Linked DNA regions of Homo sapiens: region 1 is linked to region 2. The links are chromatin loops, found by intact Hi-C in ENCODE. Cell type or tissue: B cell. All regions are shown on one strand. Each heading gives the region's core, and the rest is flanking DNA. Links, peaks and the distances in the headings are about the cores only.

What was found. Peaks named below come from ENCODE experiments on the same cell type or tissue, not always from the same donor. Only the 100,000 strongest peaks of a DNase experiment are listed, where the experiment ranks them.
Region 1: it touches region 2 in a loop (8-fold over the local background); 2 of 110 quality-filtered maps call a loop at or near these places.

What each region holds. Positions count from the first base shown.
Region 1 is chr6:10,418,227-10,428,812 of GRCh38, forward strand. LINC00518 (long intergenic non-protein coding RNA 518) reads right to left here. Exons shown (of 3, transcript NR_027793.1): 3 at 9,559-10,586. LOC107986564 (a long non-coding RNA gene) reads left to right here and starts at 8,202. Exons shown (of 2, transcript XR_001743960.1): 1 at 8,202-8,534; 2 at 9,857-10,055. It also overlaps a transcript of TFAP2A not described here. RefSeq lists an enhancer at 682-1,339 and a silencer at 7,918-8,187. In B cell, for the core only: no CTCF peak of the experiment used is centred there; DNase peaks (open chromatin) are centred at 1,973, 3,575, 5,225, 7,685 and 2 weaker places; H3K4me3 peaks cover 1,307 bases; H3K27me3 peaks cover 7,420 bases.
Region 2 is chr6:10,882,163-10,892,748 of GRCh38, forward strand. SYCP2L (synaptonemal complex protein 2 like) reads left to right here and starts at 4,890. Exons shown (of 30, transcript NM_001040274.3): 1 at 4,890-4,973; 2 at 9,351-9,419. The coding sequence starts at 4,965. RefSeq lists a silencer at 1-68 and an enhancer at 4,057-4,825. In B cell, for the core only: a CTCF peak has its summit at 4,899 (motif pointing left); DNase peaks (open chromatin) are centred at 1,404, 1,963, 4,829 and 7,409; H3K4me3 peaks cover 1,453 bases; H3K27me3 peaks cover 4,380 bases.

The DNA of each region.
Region 1 (10,586 bases), core at 1,674-9,673, 460 kb before region 2:
AAATCCAAGGGAAAAAAGTACAGAACGCAAAAGGCCTTTCTTTCTCCAACTCCAGGTAGCTTAGTGAAGACTGCACTTCTCAGAACTTTACTTTTAATGGCCTAAATCTGAAACAAGAGAAAGAACTCGACCAGGAGTAGCAAGGCCTCAGATTTTTGGGGGGAAGTTCAGGGCATTAGATTCGAATTGTCCCCTGGGCTTTTGGGCACACAGAATCTCACCCTCACCAGGCCTCTTGGTTGGGGCGAAAACAGGGCCTCGCGGTTCTGATGATGAAATCGGCGACAGGCAGAGCCTTTTACCGCCACCATCCTGGCCAGAGCCGCTCTGTTTCCCGAAGGGAAAGTGTCTGGAAGTTGGAAGGAGAGAGCTGGACAAATGCTTCCTTGGCCAGGGTCGGAATCCGGGGCTCAGGAAGGACAGGAGCCAAGCCTTGGATGCCTTGTGGTGTCCGCGGCCTAGCAGGGCCAAGTTCCACAGGCGTTGGTTTTGGCAAATTCACCACCCCCCTGCCTCCTCACCCACCATTCTCACACTCCCTCATCCGTAGCCCAGGCGGCAAAAACCCATTTCAGGAAGTGGAGTGAGTTGCTAGCTAAACTTCGGGCAAACTTTGTATCTCCTACAGAAACACGCTGCCTCCGCGACCCAGCCATCTGGACCCCTTTCCATTCTTCACACATCCTAGATCTCCCGAAATCTGGGGGTACCAAGAGAGACAGGTGCACCAGAACCTGTCCAACACTCAACCCTGGGGTCTAGGGCGAGGCCGCAGGCGCAGCAGGCTGAAAACCTTCACCGCCGCGCACCACAACCCCAGGCCTTCTCCCTCCCCCCTTCCGAATTAGTCATCCTCCCAAGTTTCTACTTGAGGTGGGAGGGGGGTGGGGGAAACGGCCACAGCACAAACCACAAGTGACCCACCAGGCCACCTGTGGAGCGTGCGCCGGACTTCCCCGGCGCCGGGCCCCGCGGGCTGCGCGCTTTGCGCCCAGCACCGCAGTCGCTGCCTGCGCCCGTTTTTCCTGTCTTCGCTGTCTCCTGGGAGCTCTCCTGGGCGCTGCCAGGCGCGCCTCACCTACGACTCCCCTGCCCTGGGCCACGGCGCTTCCTCTCCTCCTCCCCGCTCCGGCCCCCTCCCCTACTCCACCCCTGCCCACCTCAACCCCAGCCAAGGCAAACCCCCCGTACCTGCCAGTCCCCCATTTTGGCAAGTATGGACATCGCGGCTCTGCGCTCCTGGCGACTGGTCCCCGCCGGGCATGGGCTGGAGGGCTCGGTCGGGCCAGCTCCCTGGAATCGCTTAGGCAAATCCTCCTTTTTTACCTGCTCACCAACATCTCACCTGGTCATAAAGAGCTGGGTTGCTACCTGCCGACGCATGCGCGCTGGCCCAGGAATTCACTCCGCCAGCTGCAGTCCCAGCGCCGCACAGAGCTGACCTGGGAAGTGATGGATTTATAGCCGCGGCAATCTTGCCATCAGCTCCAGCTTTTCCCAACAGCCCCAACCCGCTTTCCCGGTCAGTCCCTGGCCCGGGAACCGAAGCTGACTGACTGCTGGATGTGCTGGGTGCGATGCGAGTGTGAGTGTGTTTTCGCACTCCAGTGGTGGGGCATCGACAAGCTCGACCCATGGCTAGCCTCCCCTCGGAACTTTCGAACTGGGGGAGTCTCCACTCCCGGGTGGGGGTCGGGGGTTGGGGAAGGGCTAGACTGCTAGAAGCGTCCAGACCCCATGATCCCCGCGCACCTGGACACAGTGGGGACAGGTCGCCGTCCCCGCCTCCCCACCCGCCCACGAGGTGCAGGGCACGGCTGGCCTTAGCGGATCTGACTCTGCCAACCCCGGGGCCACTTCAGCGTTAGATTCCACATGAAACTGTTGCTCAATAGGTGAAGACGTTCATGATTCTGTGTCACTTCTGGCTTCTAGGTTTAGTCTCCTCCCATCGTAGAGAGAAAGAGAGAAACTCTACACATACATACACACACTCACACACACTCTCTCTTACACACTCAGACTTAGCACTTCTGTACAAAGGTCCACCCCCTTCTTCCTACTTTCACAGTTCCCTTCCCCTCTCCCACTCCTCTATGGCTTCCAGCGCTTTATCTTTTCCATTTAGAACTTTTTAAAGGAAGAATGGGGGCGTTGGTGGCTCTGGGATGGGCAACTGAGGTTTGGTTTAGGGTTTGCTTTCCCATGACAGATAAAATCACTGAAGTGATTTCACCGCTGCTTCTAATTAGAGGGGAGCTTTAAAAGAAGCCACGGGATTTGGGGCTCCCGGAGCCGCACCTGGCCAGGAGGGAGGTGAGGGTGAGGAGATTGGCCTCGGGCCACACTCTCCCAGAGACGGTGCCAGTCCCATTCCGCGGCTATGAGATCGAATTGTCCTGGGTCTAGGCCTGGGACGCCTGGGCCAGGCCCAGTTACCCTCCCGGGCTGCTGTCGCCGGGACTTGGAGACGAACAAAGAACCAGTTTTAAATCGTCTTCTCTGACATGTCAGGCAAATATGTGTAAAAGGTCAGCTCCACGCTGTGGAGCAGAGACCTGTCCCCCAGGCACCAAAACCTCCCCTTTCTAACCGTGCCCGAGAGCCTCCGACCCCTGGGCCCTGTCCAGGCGGCTTTGCACCTCTCGGCCTTCCCAGGGGTGGGGTGGAGGTGCCTCTCCCTGGAGTCCCCTTATCGGTTCCGCATTTTATTCATCCCTGGGCTACAGGACTTTCATCCCAATGCCCATCCTTTAGTTGATTTAAAACTTTCTGGGACCTGCCTTAGAATCTTGGTCAAGGCTGGGGGTTTCTGTGGGTAGTTTTTTTGGTTTGTTTTGTTTTGCTGAGAATTTAAATAAATTAGATGAAGTTTTTAACTCCTAAGTGCATCTTCCCTGGCTTTTTCCAGACGGTGGAAATAGGGCGGTGACTAACTTTTCAGAGTGGAAGACACGCACGAAGGGCGCACCTGCAGCTCTCCGGGATTCAGGCGGGGGTCGCTGTGCTCTCTTAAAAGTGAGCGGCGGTTTCAGCCTGCCACCGCTTCGCCTCGCCAGCTCGGAGGAAACTCTGGCTGGAGGCGACCTCGGGCCCAGCCGGACGGGCCGGGCCGAGCCTAGGAGGGGCTGGCAGACGTGTCCCAGGGCCAGGGTGGGGCGTAGGGAGCGCCGTCTCCACCCTCAGTACTTTTGGGGTGGGGGACCTGAGCGTGCGGAGAGCGGGAGGCAGAGCTGAGAGCGGGGTTAAGCGCGAAGCTAAGGCGCCGCATAGGGTTGGGTGGGAATGGACAGGGTGAGCTGGAAGCGAAGCACCCCAGCCAGGCCTTAGGAGAGAGGACCGTCGGCATCTGTGCACATCCTAGCGGGCGGATGATGTGGGAGAGAGGCGGAGGGAGGTGAAATGCGGGAGCTAGAATTTAGCTTTGCAGTGAGGTCACTTGGGGTCTGCATTCAGCTCCGATATATACATGTAGGGGCTGTGTGATCCTGGGGAAGTTACCGACCTTGTCTGAACTCCTGTTTCCTGGTTTGTAAAGTGGCTAATTGGTGGGAATTCAATAGGAGAATGTGCGCAAAACGCTTAGCACAGCGCCTGGCCAACAATGCGCTCTCAAGAAAGGCTGCTGAGCCTTGTCCAGGACGGTCTACACCGCCCCACGTCCAAGATGAGTTCACAGCGCCCAAGACCTGTTCAATTTAAGATGATGTAAACTGCATTGCCCTTCTTAGACACGCAGCAGCCAGGAGCTGGTCATCTGCACCTCCCGCGATTTCCTCCTCAGAACCCCAGTCCTGCCAGATTTGCGTCCTTCCCTGGCTCCTCAAACACCTGCTGCACCGCTCAGAGCCTTTCCCCACCCCGACCTCCTCCGCAGCTCCGCACCAGCGAGACTGCGCCCCGTGGCACCTCGGGGGTGCCACGATTGGCGGGGGATGGGGGATGCCTCCCAGCTTCATCCGCTCTCCGGGTTCCAGACAACCATTCCGGAGAGCCAGCTGCTCTCAGTGCGGGCAGGCCCAAGGCCACTAACTGCACTTGGCGACCCACCTCCGTTCCCAAGAGGCCTCGGAAAGTGCGGCCTCGGGTCTCTTTTGAAACAGAGACCCGCGGCACCCCGCTTCTCCCCCTGGGATAGGAGAGGGAGAGCCGCGGGAGTTCCGCAGCCACTCCTGGCGCTGCCACCACGAAGCAGGTTCACTAGCTAACAGGGCCTGGGACACTGAGCCGTGTCGCAAACTTTTCTGTGCCCCACTCAATGAGGGAAGCCTGAGCTGCGGTGAGGGGCGGGATGACCTGGTGTTGGGTTGAGCGGAGCTCCCAGCTTCAGGTAATGCTGAGCTCAGGCTCTCTGAGGCCTGTGGTGTCAGAAACTGCGGTGGAACCCATTCTCCGCCAACAACCCTCCTCCCAGCGCCATCAGCCCCAAAGTTTCTGAGGGAGTAATCTCTGAGTTAGGGTTAAGCCCTGCTTGAGCCTCATTTTCACTCCACTCCTTCACTTACCATCAGGCACCATACCCCTAGCGATTTCACCCAACGTTCTCTAAATGAACTTGGATATCTGGACCCAAGTCTGAGCAATGGGTTCATTCGGGTGATGACCTCGGCTTTGCTTTTCCGCTGGGGAGTTGAAGATCCCTGGGCAGGTGGAGTGACCTCTGGCTTCACGTCTTTCCTCTTCCCCTGTCTCCCACAGTGGCTGCTATTCCCTGCCCTTGGCAGAGCAAACCTAATTTAAACTTTGTTTCCTTCTTGGTCCCCCTTGGCGTGGTAAACTTGCCCTCAGGGTCAGGGCCAGGAAGAAGGAGAATTGGGCTACTCAAAGGAAAAGGTGAGGGAAACTGAGTGGCATGACTCTCCAATTGGATTAGGGCAAAGGAATTACCAGGAGAATTACCAGCAACCACAGGAGAAGAAATTAGCCAAATCTCTTAGCAAAGGTGTCCAGGGAGAAGGTGAAGAAGGAAGGGTGTGCATTAGGGATGTCCCACTGTGGCTTTCCAGAATGCACGCTTTCAACTGACAGCAGTGGGTACAGGCCCGAGGTGTGCAGCAAGCTGGGAAGCCCAGAGGCCGAGAAGCTAAAGATGCCCTGGAGACTGGAGGAGCGCATCACCGGTCAGTGCGCCCCCTCCAGGAGCGGCCTCCCGGCCCTCTCGGCCTTAGGCGACAGGTGCAGCAGCTGTCTCTACTGCCCGCTGTGCCAGGGCGGCTGCCGAGCACTGGTGCGGAACCACTATCGGAACGAGTTTGCACTTCTGTTTACAAAGCAATCCTGCCATCAAAAGAGGAACAAAATCACCACTTATCACACCCTGTCATAAAGTAATCTGCCCTGGAGGGAAACCCTTGTGGAGAACTGCTGTGTGTGTGTGTGTGTGTGTGTGTGTGTGTGTGTGTGTGTGTTGGGGGAGGGGGGATGGAGGAAAGGGGGATTCTCCCAACTCTTCTGCAGAGTAAATCGCTGGAACGCGTGGTGTCCCAACCGGCCTGGAAAGACCGAGAGTACCATGAGCTGTGAAGCTGGGGTGTGACAGGGATGCCCGTCCAGGGCTGGCAAGAGTGCAGAATGGCTCTCTTGGATCTTTGGAATAGGCACATCTGCAGACCCCGCTCCAATGTTTACTTTCCTAGCGCCTTCGAAGATACTCCCAAGGGCCCCCAAAATAGATCAGCAAAAAGTGTTGGGGGTGGGGGGAGTGAAAAAGCCAGTTCTTGAAGACTGTAAGGTCCCCTTTCGCATCTCAGCATCTGGAGTGTGCAGGGAATTCCTGACCAGTGGTTTTGCTCCCTCCAATCCCTTGCCTCCCCCCTCCCATGTTATGCACTTGTTCTTGGAGAGATGGACGTTAAAGAAGCGTCAAGCAGTTCTCACTGCAAATAAATGGTGCAGAAATAAGAGAGAGAGGATGAAAGCCTAGGAAGTTATAAGTGATCCTGACCCGACCCAGCCACCAGGGGGTTATCTCTTTCCAGGTCCTGCCTTGTGTAGAGTGAGGTGATAAACGCTTTAGGCAGCCAAATCCAAGCACAGCTGGGTGCCTGGCGGGGATGGGGTGGGGGTGGTCCTATGTGGTGCCTCTGCCTCTGGAGTTACCTTTAGGAAAGGTCAAGAGAACTATCCTCCCCTCCATGTCTGCTGAAAAGGGGCTATTTTGCTAGTCTTGTTATCAGTAATTCACCACTTAATATAACCAGGTTTTAGGTTTGTATATGAGCGATCCTGGACATCCAATACCATCCCCCCAGTTCCCCAGCGCCACTCCTGGACATTCTAGACACCAGCGAGGCTTCTTCTGCAGCCATTCCTAATGTAGCAGATCCATTTTGGGGGGAGTCTGGATGCAGGTGTGTGTGATCCAGCCTGAATTTGAGACTCTCAGTTTCTTTAACACCAGCTTGAAAAGTCTGCAATCACTAGCCCTGAGAGAGTACTTTGGTTCCTAATGGGATATCCTGAGTCAGGGTGGCTGAAAGAGCTACCAGTTTACCTTGTACATGGCAGGCAGAATTCTCAATGCTAACTTACCACTTGCACTTATTGAAGGCCTGGGGGAGATGGTTTCATCCTTCATAATTCCTGTATGTCTGATGCCAGTGGAGAGTCAATGTTTTGCTGTGTCACTGTGCAAAAAACAAACAAACAAACAAAAAACCTGTAAGGTGAGGGATTGTACTTTTCAATGACTGGGGAGCTAGTTCCAAAGCTGGCACAATCGCCAAGAGCTAAATGGAAGAAGGTCCTTGCTCCTTCTCCAAAAAACCTTTCCTGGGGGTAATGGGTGACTTAGGGCAGTGACCTTCAAACTTTGCTGTGTATTAGAGTCAGCTGGAGGGTTGTAAAGTCGCGATGCCTGAGCGGCTCAACACAACAAAGAAATCAGAATATCTGGGAGTAAAACCCAGATTTGGGAACCATTTAGGGAAAGTCTGCCTCGATCTGTAGCAGAGTTTTGGGATTGACTTTCTAAACTGCAGCCACTCCTCATCTTTGGCCTTGTGAAAAACTTGAGACCCCGGCTTTATCAGTCCCCCTTTTGAAAAACAGGGCGTGTCTCAGCCCTAGGTATGCAAAGCTAAACGTCTCAAACCGCTCTGCATTCGAATTAGCCAACTTAAGAACAAGTCCAACAGCACTGCTAAGCAAGAGCCTAATAACTCAGCGTTTCGCGACATCTCTTGGCGGCGTTGACCGTTTGCCCGGGACACTGGTTTAGAAGCACGGCATAGGGTGTCTCTACATCTTAGAAATCAAGACAGCCTCTAGGTTAGAATAAAGTTTACTCTGGACTGGGCATAACTCCACTCCACCTCTGCGATTCTTCTTCTCGTTTCCCGTCTTCTGTCTTTTCTTTCCTCCCTTCCCAACTCCTAGCGCGCTACTTTAACGTCTCAGTCTCGTTCGCTAAGCCCATGCGCCTGGGACTTGTTCTTTGAATCTCAAGTCCGAAAAGCCAGGAATCCTCGATCATGGACTTCCTCCTGCTAAATTAGAGGGAGTGAAATTTCGCTCTCCTCTCCATCCTACTTCCCCATCCCAAACTCGCTAGATTAAGTTCGCTGACCAGGCGCGCACCCAATGGCAGCACCCTCTCCAACATTTTCCCCACCAGAGAGGCAAGTGTCCTACATTTGTACGTAAAGGTCCCTGAGTGGCTAGGTGGAGAGGCTCGGATGTCTTTTCCTGGAGCGGGCCTCGGGGAGCTGCAGCAGCCCCAGCCTCAGGCACCACAGCCAAGCGAGCGCGCCTTGGGCTCGCTGCTCTGCACGCAGCTGGAGGTCTGGGCCGCTGACCCTCTGGCCACGTAGTCAACCCGAGGATGTGTGCCCCGGGGCTCGGCCTTGCCTCGGGTGAGAAGGCTAGTCACCATTCAGGGTGCAGGTGTCATGGCCTGGAAATGGCAATATCTGAGCAAACAGGTGGGCGTCGCTTCCCGGCGGTGCGGTGGCCGCTGGCTCGCAGCGCGCTCCAGCTTTCGGCGCCGCCGCCGCCCCTTTGCTCTGCGGACTCAGCCAGTTCCCGGGTGGCCCAGCTGGGTGGCTCCGAGGCCTGCCCCCTTGGGCTGCGGCGGGAGGCGGGGACTGCAGTGCCGAGTGTAGGGCGCCCCAGCCGGGCTGGCGGTTCACGCTGCGCTCGGGCCTCTGCCGGGAGGGCGCCCTGGCGCCAAACCCGGGCGGGCAGGGGGGTGGAGAGCCGATTGAGTTTATTCCCATTCAGAATTTAGAGGCTGGTGGAGACAGAGAGTCTCCTAAATGGATGCAAGTCTCCTGAAAGTCTGGGCCGGAAGCCTCGAAACTTTCTGCCACGCAAAGCCCCAGCTAGTCTCCAGGGCTCGGTCCTGGTTCCCTTTGTGCAGGCCCGGAAGTGTCCGCCCGGTTTTCCCACTGCCTGGAGGGGCCCAGGGTCGCGGATAGACTCGGACAAGGCTCCGTTTACTTTCAGTTTGTCTTAGTTGACTAATGGCGGGACTGGTTGTAATGCGTGCTCTGAGATTTTCTCCAGGATTTGTCACTTTAATTTTGCAATATGAGGTAAGGCCATGTTTTTTAAAGTGGAGACACTCTCTTTGCCTTTCCTGCCTTCCTAAAGGAAGCACATCCTCTTGATGTGCCCGACGGGACCTGCAGACTCCAGACTCCACTGCTTTTTCTCAAAACCACACACTTGAAAAGAATACACTTCGATTGCTGTTAAAACTTGTCAGATTTCCATGTTTTAATCGCTGGCAATGTCTTAATAATGGAACCTTACCACTTTTGCACGTGTTGCTGAAAAGAGAGCTCTCCAGTAAAAGTGCCGTGCCCATGAGTCTCTTGAGGCTGTGCAAGGTTACTTATCAAGGATCTCAAAATGACAGGCAGGCTACCTCTGGATTTCCAATCACATGTTCAAAACTCAAAGATTCTCAGTCTGGAGAGGTTTGGTTTTGTTTTGGTTTGGTTTTAAAAGCTCATTCCTCCCCCCCCCCCACCCCCAATAACACAGTACTTAATTGTTTTATTAAATTGTTCCAGGCTCTGGAACCCTGGGGAGGCACTCTTCAAATGGTATTGTTTTTTCTGTATTTATGTCAACACAGGAAGTTGCATTAGAAACTTAAGTTGACAATTTAATAAGGCCTGATCAAGTATATGAGGTTTTTTTAAAAAAATTGACGTAGCACATATCACTTCATTTGTTTTCAAACTCAAAATGTGCTCTTTCTGAATCTTACGATGTAAATCGTAGAGTCTTTATACTAGATAATTTTAGCTGTGATATTGTGAATATAAGAATTGTACAATTTTCCTTTGAAATGTGCTGCTGAGAAGAATAAAAATGAAGTTTTCTCTCTGGAAATGGCTGGAAACAAACGTCAAAACCTGACAATTTACACACACAGTTCTCTTTCTGACTTGACTCACCCCTTTGAGAATTACTTTTTAAAACACCAAAGTTATAGGATACTAAGTTAATTGTGGTCTTTCTAATTCTGAAAAACTGGTTTTCATTTGCCTCAAGAACTTTTAAGGCAAAGTTGTCTAAGATACTTCCTTGAACAAAGACTCAGACAAAAGCATTTGACTGCTTTTAATTTCTCAGCATTTTTACATTTTAAAACTATAGCTTGAATGAAACTCAAGTGTCCTGAATAAAGAATAAATACTTAAAAATTGTTTAAATACATATTTTCTCCTTTCATTGTTGGAGCATTCAAGCAAAGATTGTGTAAAATTCAGGTTAAGTAAAATGTAAAAAATACATATCCAGTTTACATTACATATTCTTTTTGTGTACAAATATTTATACCAATAAAAACCCCCTAAGATATTTATATCTTTAACATCTATTTTTCTTTTACCTTTACTACTAGAAAGAGAAGCTAACAAAGGAAAGCCTCTTCAAAAAATGGGATTTCCTTGGCCTTAGCAGTTCTGGTGTGTTCCACTGCCAACACTAGGTAGGAAAAATCTGACTTGTGATGTTGTGATTAAATAGCGGCCTGGCTCAAACTGCCCAAAGAGAGGGAATTCACTATGAGTTCCACAGTTTTATCTTGAGGAAGAAACTAGCAGAAACACAGAATTTTAGAGCCTTAGAGCTCTCATTACAAAATGGCCCTCACTATAAAGTGGCATATACTGAACCCAGCTTAGATGTGTGTACTGAGCCCAGTACAAATGTATATAGTGAACCCAGAGCTCTCATTACAAAATGCCTCTCACTATAAAGTGGCATATACTGAACCCAGCTTAGGTGTGTGTACTGAGCCCAGTACAAATGTATATACTGAGCCCAGAGCTATTCAGCTTGTTGGTGGTGGGGGTGGTTAGGATTAGATGACAACACCTATTCTCGAATGAGTTAGTCTATGATGCTGTGTCCTAGATTGTGCTCAAGATTAAAAACCTGATTAAAAGACCTTTTTGACTGAAGAGTGTTCTTAAACCTTAGCATCCAATCTGCTTTAAACAGGTTGCAATTAAACATAATGCTATGTGTTCATTGTTAATTGCAGACAGGAAATGTCCAGTGTTGATAGAAATTACCTCTAAAGTCTTGATTCTGGAAGAAGCTAGAGAAATGGCTCTTGGATTTCTAAT
Region 2 (10,586 bases), core at 1,039-9,038:
GAACGGAGGTGGAGGTTAAACTCAGCCCTGGAAGCAAATGGAAACTGCAGCCAGAGGGTGGGGGTGGAGAGGGTAAGTAGGAATGTATCCTTTAAGTTTAAAACCTTATTATTTTCTTCTTTTCTTTTCTTCTTTTTTGTCTCACTCTGTTGCCCAGGCTAGAGTGCAGTGGCGCCATCTCAGCTAACTGCAACCTCTGCCTCCCAGGTTCAAGCGATTCTCCTGCCTCAACCTCCCGAGTAGCTGGGAATACAGGTCCGTGCCACCACCCTGGCTAATTTTTGTATTTTTAGTAGAGACAGGTTTTAGCCATGCGAAACCCTGACCAAGCTGGTCTTGAACTCCTGACGATCTGCCCGCCTGGGCCTCCCAAAGTGCTGGGATTACAGGCGTGAGCAACCGCGACCGGCCTATTTTTTTTCTTTTTTCTAAACGCGTCCAGCTTCCCTGATTTCGGAAAGGGGCTTAGATGGAGGCTTTCCAGCAAAGTCCCCTGAGAGCCAACACTCAATTCCAGGAGAGCATGGGAACCGTGCGTGGGCCCCTCTGCCGTCCGCGTGCGCCCTAGCCTGAATAACCGCGCCCACGCCTCCTAGTTAGGGGTCAGCCCATTTTGGGCCTCCACTGCCGGCTCTTCCCCTAACTATTGTGAGTGTCTCGCAGTCTTGGCTCTGCTGTTTGGGACGTGCCAGGGTGCGCCAAGCCTCCGCGTATGCTCGCGAGCCCAGGCGCCTTCACGCTCCCGGGGACTTCGGAGGGACCTGGCCCTGCAGGAACGGAGTCCTACAAAGTGAACCTGGAGGAGGTGGGGGGCGGAAATGAGCCCGGGGTAGGTGGGAGCCTGGGGTAGGTGGGAGCCTGGGGAAGGAGGGAAAGGGGAGAGGGGAAAAGTCCCAAAGAACTCGCTTTCTCCACTGCTTTGGCTCCCTCTGGGTCTCAGCTTCCTTATCTGTTTATCTGTTAAATAAGAGGTTGTGGTTCGGCGAGCTCTCAGTTGCCACCCACCCGAACACAAATCTTTTTTTTTTTTTTTTTTTTTGAGACGGAGTCTCACTCTGTCTTCCCGGCTGGAGTGCAGTGGCGCAATCTCGGCTCACTGCAACCTCCGCCTCCCAGGTTCAAACGATTCTCCTGCCTCAGCCTCCCGAGTAGCTGGAACTACAGGCGCGCCATCGCGACCAGCTAATTTTGTATTGTTAGTAGAGACAGGGTTTTACCAAGTTGGCCAGGATGGTCTCGATTTTTTGACTTCGTGATCCTCCTGTCTCGGCCTCTCAAAGTGCTGGGATTAAAGGCGTGAGCCACCGCGCCCGGCCCACAACTCTTAAAAAAAAACTTCACTGATATAGTCTTGGAAATATCACGACGAAATTGAATTTACTCCATTACAGTCTTGGGAGGCTTTGGAGGACTAGAGAATCGCGGTGGTGCGGAGGTGCGCAGGACAATGTGGGTTCTCCGGGGCTGGGACGAAACCTTCATCATCTGAGCAGCCGACTCGCCCAGGGCTACTCCGGCACATGGAGACCCTCAGTATATATATATATAAAAAAAACAAAAAACAAAAAACAAACAAAACAAAACAAAACCGATTGAAGTGACTAAAGTCACTCTTTGACTACCCCAAGGCCGGATTCTTGGCGGCCAGGGGAAAGGGCTTCTGGAATTTATTGCCCGCGTCCTTGTTTTGCAGCTGCACGCTTCCATTCCCAGCCCCAGCCAGAGAAGAGGAGCCAACTCCTCACGGCAGATCCCTTGATAGAGGAGGATGAACCGAATCCATGACCCTCCAGACCCGGGAAGCGACGCACCCTAGGCCTTGGCACCGCAAAGCCCGTGCTGAGCGCACGGACGGGTGCTGCCCGGGACTCGGCCAGGAGGGCGCCCATGCCAACGCCTCTTGCAGGATTAGTGCCTTCGGTTGGCAAAAGGCGGATAAAGGAAGAGCGAAACCACATCAGGAAGCTAAGGGTGGTCCACGCTCCCTGTCCTTTTACTTCCCGCGCCAAAGGCACAGTGAGGCTTGCTTAGAAAAGTCCATCCCGCGATTGGGCGCAGTGGCTCATGCCTGTAATCCCAGCACTTTGGGAGGCCGAGACGGGAGGATCGCTTGAGCCCAGGAGTGCAAGACCAGACTGGGCAACATGGCGAAACCCTGTCTCTTCGAAAAAAAAAAAAAAAAAAAAAGCCGGGCATGGTGGCGTGTGCCTGTAGTCCCAGCTACTTGGGAGGCTGAGGCGGGAGGATCGCTTGAATCCAGGAGGCAGTGGTTGCAGTAACCTGAGATAGCGCCGAGCCTGGGCGACAGAACGAGACCCTGTCTCAAAAAAAAAAAAAAAAAAAAGGAAGGAAAGAAAGACAGAAAGAAAGAGAGAGAGAGAGAGGAAGGAAGCAAGGAAGGAGAAAGAAAAGAAAAAGAAAAAAAAAAGAAAAGGAAAGAAGAAAGAAAAAGTATCCCAGTCGGTCAGAGAAGCCTGCCAGTGGCAGCGGACCAGCGAACTCTGTTGGGAAGAAAGGCCAACTTCGAGCAGTTCCTCGCGATTTTTTCCTCCTTTATCTTCTAGCTGGGGTCCTCCTCCCAGTCAAAGCCGAAGGGTCCTAGCAGAAGAAAGTGATTTGTTCATTCCCAGCCTCCTTTCTCCCGAAGTTCTCCCCTCCTAAAAGGTCCTGTCAGTCAAGGTTTCTGATTAAAATCACTCTCAAATGGTCGCCACTGAGGTCTAGCTGGGAACGAAGAGATCTGTCTACTCTTCACCCACGAGTTTCATTCACAGATTTTTCATCTTATTAACTGTCTGCCAAAGGTCCCCGAAACTCCTGTTGATTCAGTTGCTTTTCGTGTTGTTTTGTCTTCCAAAATTGAATGAAAATTTATTGATTATCCATTTTAATTATAGTATTTCATTAAATGTTGTAGTCTAAGATAACTTATCCTTTCAAATGTTCTAAAAATAACTTTAAAATGGTGATTTAAAGTTACCTCTGAAAATGCATAGAAATTAATTTTTGGTCTTATTGCAGTGCTAGAATAGTTCTTGTCTCTGTGCTTTTGGAATGTTCCTAGAGAGACCTGACCCGTCAAAAACATAAATAAATAAAACTTTTTTATGTAAAAGGCAAATCAATTAATTTCTAAAGGGATTCTGGTATCCAAAGAAATGTCATAGAGCCTCTACTATATTTAGTTTGAGAAGAATTAGAGTATGCATTTCAAGTTGCCATAAATTATATTAAGACAAAACATGTTAGTAAAAGAAGCTAATCAAAGTAAAAAAAAAACCAGATAAAAGGTATTTTGCCTATTCTGTTATTTTTAATTTCTCTTAAAGATTTGAATGCATTGCACCATAGACTTTGGAAGGACATGTTTTCCCCCAAAGCCTGAAAATAATAGATGATTAAGTTTTCTATCTAATATTATGAAAACTCTAATTTTTAAATATTCTCTTAAAATTCATTTAAACTGTAGTATTTTGTTTATTGCTTCTTATTATTCATTGTTTCTTTCTTGCCCTGGTATTATATTTGTATTGACTCACAATAGCTTATACTCACAGCTGTTCCTGTCTTGATTACTAGTTTAATATTACAAAAGTCCATTCATTGAAAAGGAAAAAAACTTGCGTTTGAATTTCCTTGGTTTAGATTAAAATAGGTAAATTAATGTAAGAATGTTTACATTATACTTTCCAGGAAATTGATATGACAGGCTTTGACATAAACATTGTTTTGAACGGACTAGAAATGTGTGCAAGTCCTGGGCTAACAGGGGTTCTGGTTTTGTTATGTTTTGCTTTGGTGTAGACAAATATCTTCCGTACATATTATGACTTGAAATACTCACAGGTCTAGTTATAATACAAGTTGATTTTTACACAAAGGATGTTTGGATTGGAGGGGTCTTTTTTTTGTTTTTTGTGGAAAACTCTAGTCCAATTTAATTTTGCCACCGTGTTCACACAACTGGCCACCTATCCGAATCAGCCTAGCCATTGGTACGCATACTTGTCAGGTTAAAGGAAATAGGCAAACAAAGAAACAAAAAAACAAAAACAAAAACAAAACTATTTGCTTTGATTAAAAAAAAAAATTCCCCTTCCTCCCCACCACGGTACTTAAAAAACAACCACCAAACACACTTTGTGTGTGTGTGAAATCAGGAATGTATTAATAATATCGGGTACAAGTCTGGTTACCATAGGAAAGGGTTCGGCTTCTGTCTGCACACATCAATGGACCAAAAACTGCTCCTCTGGCTGTTTTTTTTTTGAGACGGAGTCTCACTCTGTCCCCCAGGCTGGAGTGCAGTGGCGAGATCTCCGCTCACTGCAACCTCCGCCTCCCGGGTTCAAGTGATTCTCCTGCCTCAGCCTCCCCAACAGCTAGGATTACAGGCACGTGCACCGCGCCCGGCTAATTTTTTGTATTTTTAGTAGAGACAAGGTTTCACCATGTTGACCAGACTGGTCTTGAACTCCTGACCTCAAGTGATCCACCAGCCTCGGCCACCCAAAGTGCTGGGATTACAGGCGTGAGCCACCGCGCCTGGCCGCCCCTCTGGCTTTTTAAGGCGGGGCAAAAACTTGGAACAGCTACCACAAAGCGAACGCCTATCTGTTTGGAATTTCGCAAATAAGGAACGTTTAAATGACGTAGTTCACATCCTTTGAGTGCTGGCTTTCTCTTAAAGGGTGAGTGCGTGCGCCCAGGTGGTTTGGCCTGTGTGCGCTAGTTACTTGCACGCGCTTCTTGAGTCTCAAAACACAGAGCTCTAGTAAACTTCAGGGGGCGGATTCGTCAATTACAGTTGCGGAAGAAGACTCGACTCGAAGAGCGGTCCGCCACCAGGGCTCTTTCGGCAGCGCCCCCAGCGGGCGGGGCTCTTGGGCGGGGAAGCAGGAGAGGGCCGACCGAGCGCAACAAAGCTGAGCGGCGCGTCGCTTCAGGAACGAAGAAGCCTCGTTATGCAAGCGGTGAGTGACCCCCGAAGGGCCCGGACCTTCTGTCCACAGTGCTAGGGCGCGCGAGGGCGCGGGGTCCCTGGGGCTCAGGTTCTGCCGCCTTGAGGTGTTCGCTCAGAGACCGGGTGCTGGGCATAGTCCCCCGCCACCTCCTTGGGTTTGCTCGGAGTGTATTGGCAGCCTGCGGGGAGACCAGGCAGAATAGAAACCTCGGATCCCTAGCTAAATAGCGCTCAGGGAAAGGGGAACCGGAGAATTCGTGTTCGGAAAGCAATGAGATAGTTCTTTTCTAGTTGCTTTGCGTATTTTCCTAGCCGGTTTTCCAGCCCTCTTTCCACCTTGCTGCGTAGAAAGTGCAGAAGTGTTAAGCAACCCCAAGTGCTGGGACTTCATTTAACCGAACGACAAAGGACAGCCCCTAAGATAAAGCTACAATTATTACTTATCAATAAATAATAAAAAAAAACACATGAAGTTTGAGCCCACCCAGGGACGCCAAAAACAACAAACAAAAACCACCTGGGGCGTGTTTCTAACATTCTTCTGCCTGGGTTCCTGGTGGTAGAAATTCTGATGTAATTGGTCTACGGTGGGCCGGTAGTTTGTTAGTTTGTTAGTGAGGACGCCAGGTGATTCTGATAGCCAGGGGTAACTGCTTGCCTAGATCCAGGAACTCACTCTTGTTCTCCATAAAATCCATCTGTCATCTGGCGCCATCTTCCCAGCCATGGGGAAACAGATTTGGGACAGAAACCTTTCTAACATCAAGCTACGCTTAAATTCAGAGCACTTAAGCATAACCTCCTCACCCTCTCCATCCCTGTTACATTGAAAGCTGCCATTCACTGAGCCATTTTTATGTGCCCAGGCACTATGCTAAGAACATTACAGACATTCTGTCAGTCAGTCCTCACTCCAATCCTTCCATATAGGTGTTACCATCTTTTTTTTTTTTTTTTTTTTTTTTTTTTTTTTTTTTTTTTTTTTTTTTGAGACGGAGTCTCATTCTGTCGCCCAGGCTGGAGTGCAGTGGCGTGATCTTGGCTCACTGCAACCTCTGCCTCCCGGGTTCAAGCGATTCTCCTACCTCAGCCTCCCGAGTAGCTGAGACTACAGGCGCGCGCCACCACGCCAGGGTAATTTTTGTATTTCTAGTAGAGACGGGGTTTCACCATGTTGGCCAGGATGGTCTCTGTCTCTTGACCTCATGATCTGCCCGCTTCGGCCTCCCAAAGTGCTGGGATTACAGGCGTGAGCCACAGCGCCCGGCTATCATCATGTTTTTTAAATGAGGAGACTGAATCTCAGAGAATCTAACGATCTTTTCTGCCTAAACCATCCCACTTTCTGATTTTCCTGTCAGGTTCCTACCCACAAAAGCTGCCACATGATCTTCACAGAAGGGGGATACCTTTCTGTGTACTAGAGTGGCTCCAGAAATTCCAGAAACAGGAAGCATTTCTTTGGAATTTGCAAAGTACTGACCACCAAGGCCAGAGAAGGTTGAAAGGAGGTAGAAATAAAAATAAGCAGAGCATCTCTGCATACGAATTGAACTGAAGGAGAGATAGGGCCGTGTCTATAGAGAAAAGAGGTAAAGAAGCTTAACATAAAGGCTCCCGGGAATATTTTCTTTGGGATGGGAAGTATTTCCCACTAATTCAGAATTTGTTGACAAAACTTAGAAATTATAGATACGTAGCATAGTGTTTATTTGATGTCAGTTTATGCTATGAATTAACACCCTTTTTTTTTTGATACGGAGTCTCACTCTGTCACCCAGGCTGGAGCGCAGTGGCTGGATCTCGGCTCACTGCAACCTCCACCTCCTGGGTTCGAGTGATTCTCCTTCCTCAGCCTCACGAGTAGCTGGGTCTACAGTCACGTGCCACTGCGCCCAGCTAATTTTTGTATTTTTTAGTAGAGACGGGTTTCACCATATTGGACAGGCTGGTCTCGAACTCCTGACCTCATGATATGCCCGCCTTGGCCTCCCAAAGTGCTGGGATTACAGGCGTGAGCCACTGCGCCTGGCCTAACACCCAATTTTAATTGTAGCTTTAGCTGTTCCTCCTATCTCACTTTTGCCTCTACTCAATTATCCACTAACACAATGGTTCTTTTTCTTTGCCTTTATCATTTATTTTTAATTGACACATATATTAATTGACACATAGTAATTGCACATGTTAATTGGGTGTAGTGTGATATTTCCATATGTGTATACAGTGTGTAATGATCAAATCAGGGTAATTATGCATATCCATCACCTCAAATATTTATTTCTTTGTGTTGGGAATGTTCAAAATCTACTCGTATAGCTATTTGAAAATATACAATAAGTTGTACATTATAGTCACCTTGCAGTACTATCTTACTCTAGAACTTACTCCTTCCAGCTAGCTGTAATTTTGTGTTCATTAACTAACCTCTGCCTATCTCACTTCCTCTTTTCTAGTGACCACTATTCTCTCTACTTCTATGAGATCAGCCTTTTTTTTTTTTTTTTTTTTTGAGATGGAGTTTCACTCTTGCTTCCCCAGCTGGAGTGCAATAGTGCAACCTTAGCTCATTGCAACCTCCGCGTCCCGGGTTCAAGCGATTCTCTTGCTTCAGCCTCCCCCGTAGCTGGGATTACAGGCATGCGCCACCCTGCCCGGATAATTTTCTATTTTTAGTAGAGACAGGGTTTTGTCATGTTGGCCAGGCTGGTCTCCAACTCCTGACCTCAGGTGATCCACCCACCTCGGCCACCCAAAGTGCTGGGATTACAGGCATGAGCCACCGCACCCGGCCGAGATCAGCTTTTTTAGCCTCTACATGTGATCAAGAACATGCAGTGTGTCTGTCTGTGCCCCGCTTATTTCATTTAGCATAATGTCCTTCAGGCTCATGCATGTTACCATGAATGACAGGATTTTGTTCTTTTTTCTGGCTGAAAAGTATTCCACTGTGTGAATATACCACATTTTCTTTATCCATTCATCCACTGATGGACACTTAAGTTGATTCCATATCTTGGCTATTATGAATAGCGCTGCAGTAAACATGGGAGTGCAGATATGCCTTTGACATACTGATTTCTTTTCTTTTGGATATATCTCCAGGAGTGGAATTGCTGGATTTATGATAGTTTTTTGAGGAACCTCCATACTGTTTTCCATATTGTCTATACTAATTTACATTCCTACCAACAGTGTACAAGAGTTCCTCTTTTTCCATATCCTTGCCAGCATTTGTTGTTTTTTGTCTTGATAATGGCCATTCTAACTGGGGTAAGATAATATCTCATTTTGGTTTTGATTTGCATTTTCCAATGATTAGTGATGTTGAGTATTTTTTCATATACCTGTTGGTCATTTGTATGTCTTCTTTGGAGAGATGTCTATTTAGCTTATTTACCCATTTTTAATTGGATTGGTTATTTTGCTGTTGAGGTGTTTGAGTTCCCTGTATATTCTAGATATTAATGGCTTGTTGGATGCATAGTTTGCAAATATATTCTCCCATTCTGCTGGTTGTCTCTTCACTCTATTATTTCCCTTTCTGTAAGAAGCTTTTTGGTCTGTATAATTTCATTTGTCTATTTTTGCTTTCATTGCCTGTGATTTTGAGGTTTTCTCCATAAAATCTTTGCCCAGACCAATGTCCTAAAGTGTTTCCCCTATATTTTATTCTAGTAGTTTGGGATCTTAAGTGTAAGCTTTTAGTTTATTTTGAGTTGATTTTTGTATATGGTGAGACATGGGATCTGGTTTCATTCTTCCACATATAAATATCCAGTTTTCCCAGCACCAGTTATTGAAGAGACTGTCTTTTCCCCATGAATGTTCTTGACACCTTTGTCAAAAATCAGTTGGCTATAAAAAAGTAGATTTATTTTGGGTTTATCTATTCTGTTCCATTGGTCTACATATGTGTCTGTTTTTATGCCAGTACCATGCTGTTTTGTTCCTATAACTTTGTAGTATATTTTGAAGTCAGGTACTATGATGCCTTAAAGACACTTTTATTTAACTTTATTTTACAAGCTCTCATTCTGAAAATGGTTTATTAGTTCAAAGCCTTTTTACTTCTACTTTATAATCATCATTATAGAGTTTGTTTATTTTGTGTGATTATTTATTCAAATGATGTTTGCTTTGCTTCTTCTGATAGTTTGTACTGTATTTGTCTTAGACCATGCTAAAGAAGGTTGGATAAAGTTTTTCTCTTTTTTCTAAGTACTATTTTACTTAGACCTATAATATGAGCAAACAAAAATTTCTGTTCAGGAAAACAATACAAACCTTTAATTTTTTTTTTTTTTTTTTTTGCTTTGTGTTTAAAACTTGAAATGCATTTCTTTGAAATAAAAATTGTTTAAAAACATGTTTTTATTCCACACAGAAAAACAAAGATGCTTTGCAGCCTATTAAGGAAGACAGGACTGGGAAGGCCCAGGATGATGCTTTCTGGGTAAAGATCAAGTTTCTTTTATAATCTCTCTCTGTGTGTGTGTGTGTGTGTGTGTGTGTGTGTGTGTGTGTGTGTGTGTGTGTATGTGTATATGAGTGTATGTATTCTTTCTAGTTCTGTGTTCCCTGGGTCATTAGCAAACTTGTTCCTCCAGTTGCTCAAATCAGAAGCAGAGAAATCTTTACTTCTCCTTCCCTAATCTCTCATGTCCAATTTATTACTATATCTAGTCAATTTACCATTAGCTATCTTACCAATATCCTAGTCTAAACTATCTTGTGCCCTGTGCAGATATCTTGTGCCCTAAATGCAGATAGATGATACTGAACAAACTAGAAACAACGTCTGCCTTTATGGAGCTTATAGACTGGCAGAGAGCCAAAGAAGCAGGAAGAAAAAGAACAGGGTAATGAGATGGGGAATAATTGGGAATGTTGAGGAGGCACCTGGTCTACGTAAGATAAGGTGGTCCTGGAAGATCTACCTGAAAAAGTGATGCTTAAGCTGTGATCTGAGTGGAACCAGCCATGTGGAAAGTGGTGGGGTGAAGTAGCCCAGGCCTAGAACAGCCAGTTCAAAGGCCCCGAGGCAAGGAAGAGCTTGACTTATCCTAGGACTCATTAGCAAGGAGGTCAGACTGTCAGAGATCAGATCATGCCACGTTCTGCGGACTAAAGCAAAGGATTTTGGGTTTATTTTTAATGCAGAGGAAGCCATGGCAAAGTTTTGTTTTGTTTTAACGGGATCTCACTCTGTTACCCCAGCTGGAGTGCAGTGGTACAATCATGGCTTACTGCAGCCTTGACCTCCTGGGCTCAAGTGATCCTCCTGCCTCAGCCTTCTGAGTAGCTGTGACTACAGCCATGAACCACCACACCTGGCTAGTTTTTCATTTTTTGTAGAGACTGGGTCTCAATATATTGCCCAGGCTGATGTCAAACTTCTGGGCTTAAGCGATCCTCTTGCCTTGGCCTCCTAAAGTGCTGGGATTACAGGCGTGAGCCCTGCGCCTGGTAATGGCAGAGTTTTAAGCAGGTAAAAGGGAGTGAATTTCAGCTGAGCAATCTCACATAAGTTTGTAACCTTTCCTATCCTTGCTACTTGTATCCTGAGATAAAGAACCTAACCTCTCAGGACCGTGGTAAGGATTAAATAATAACATCTGCA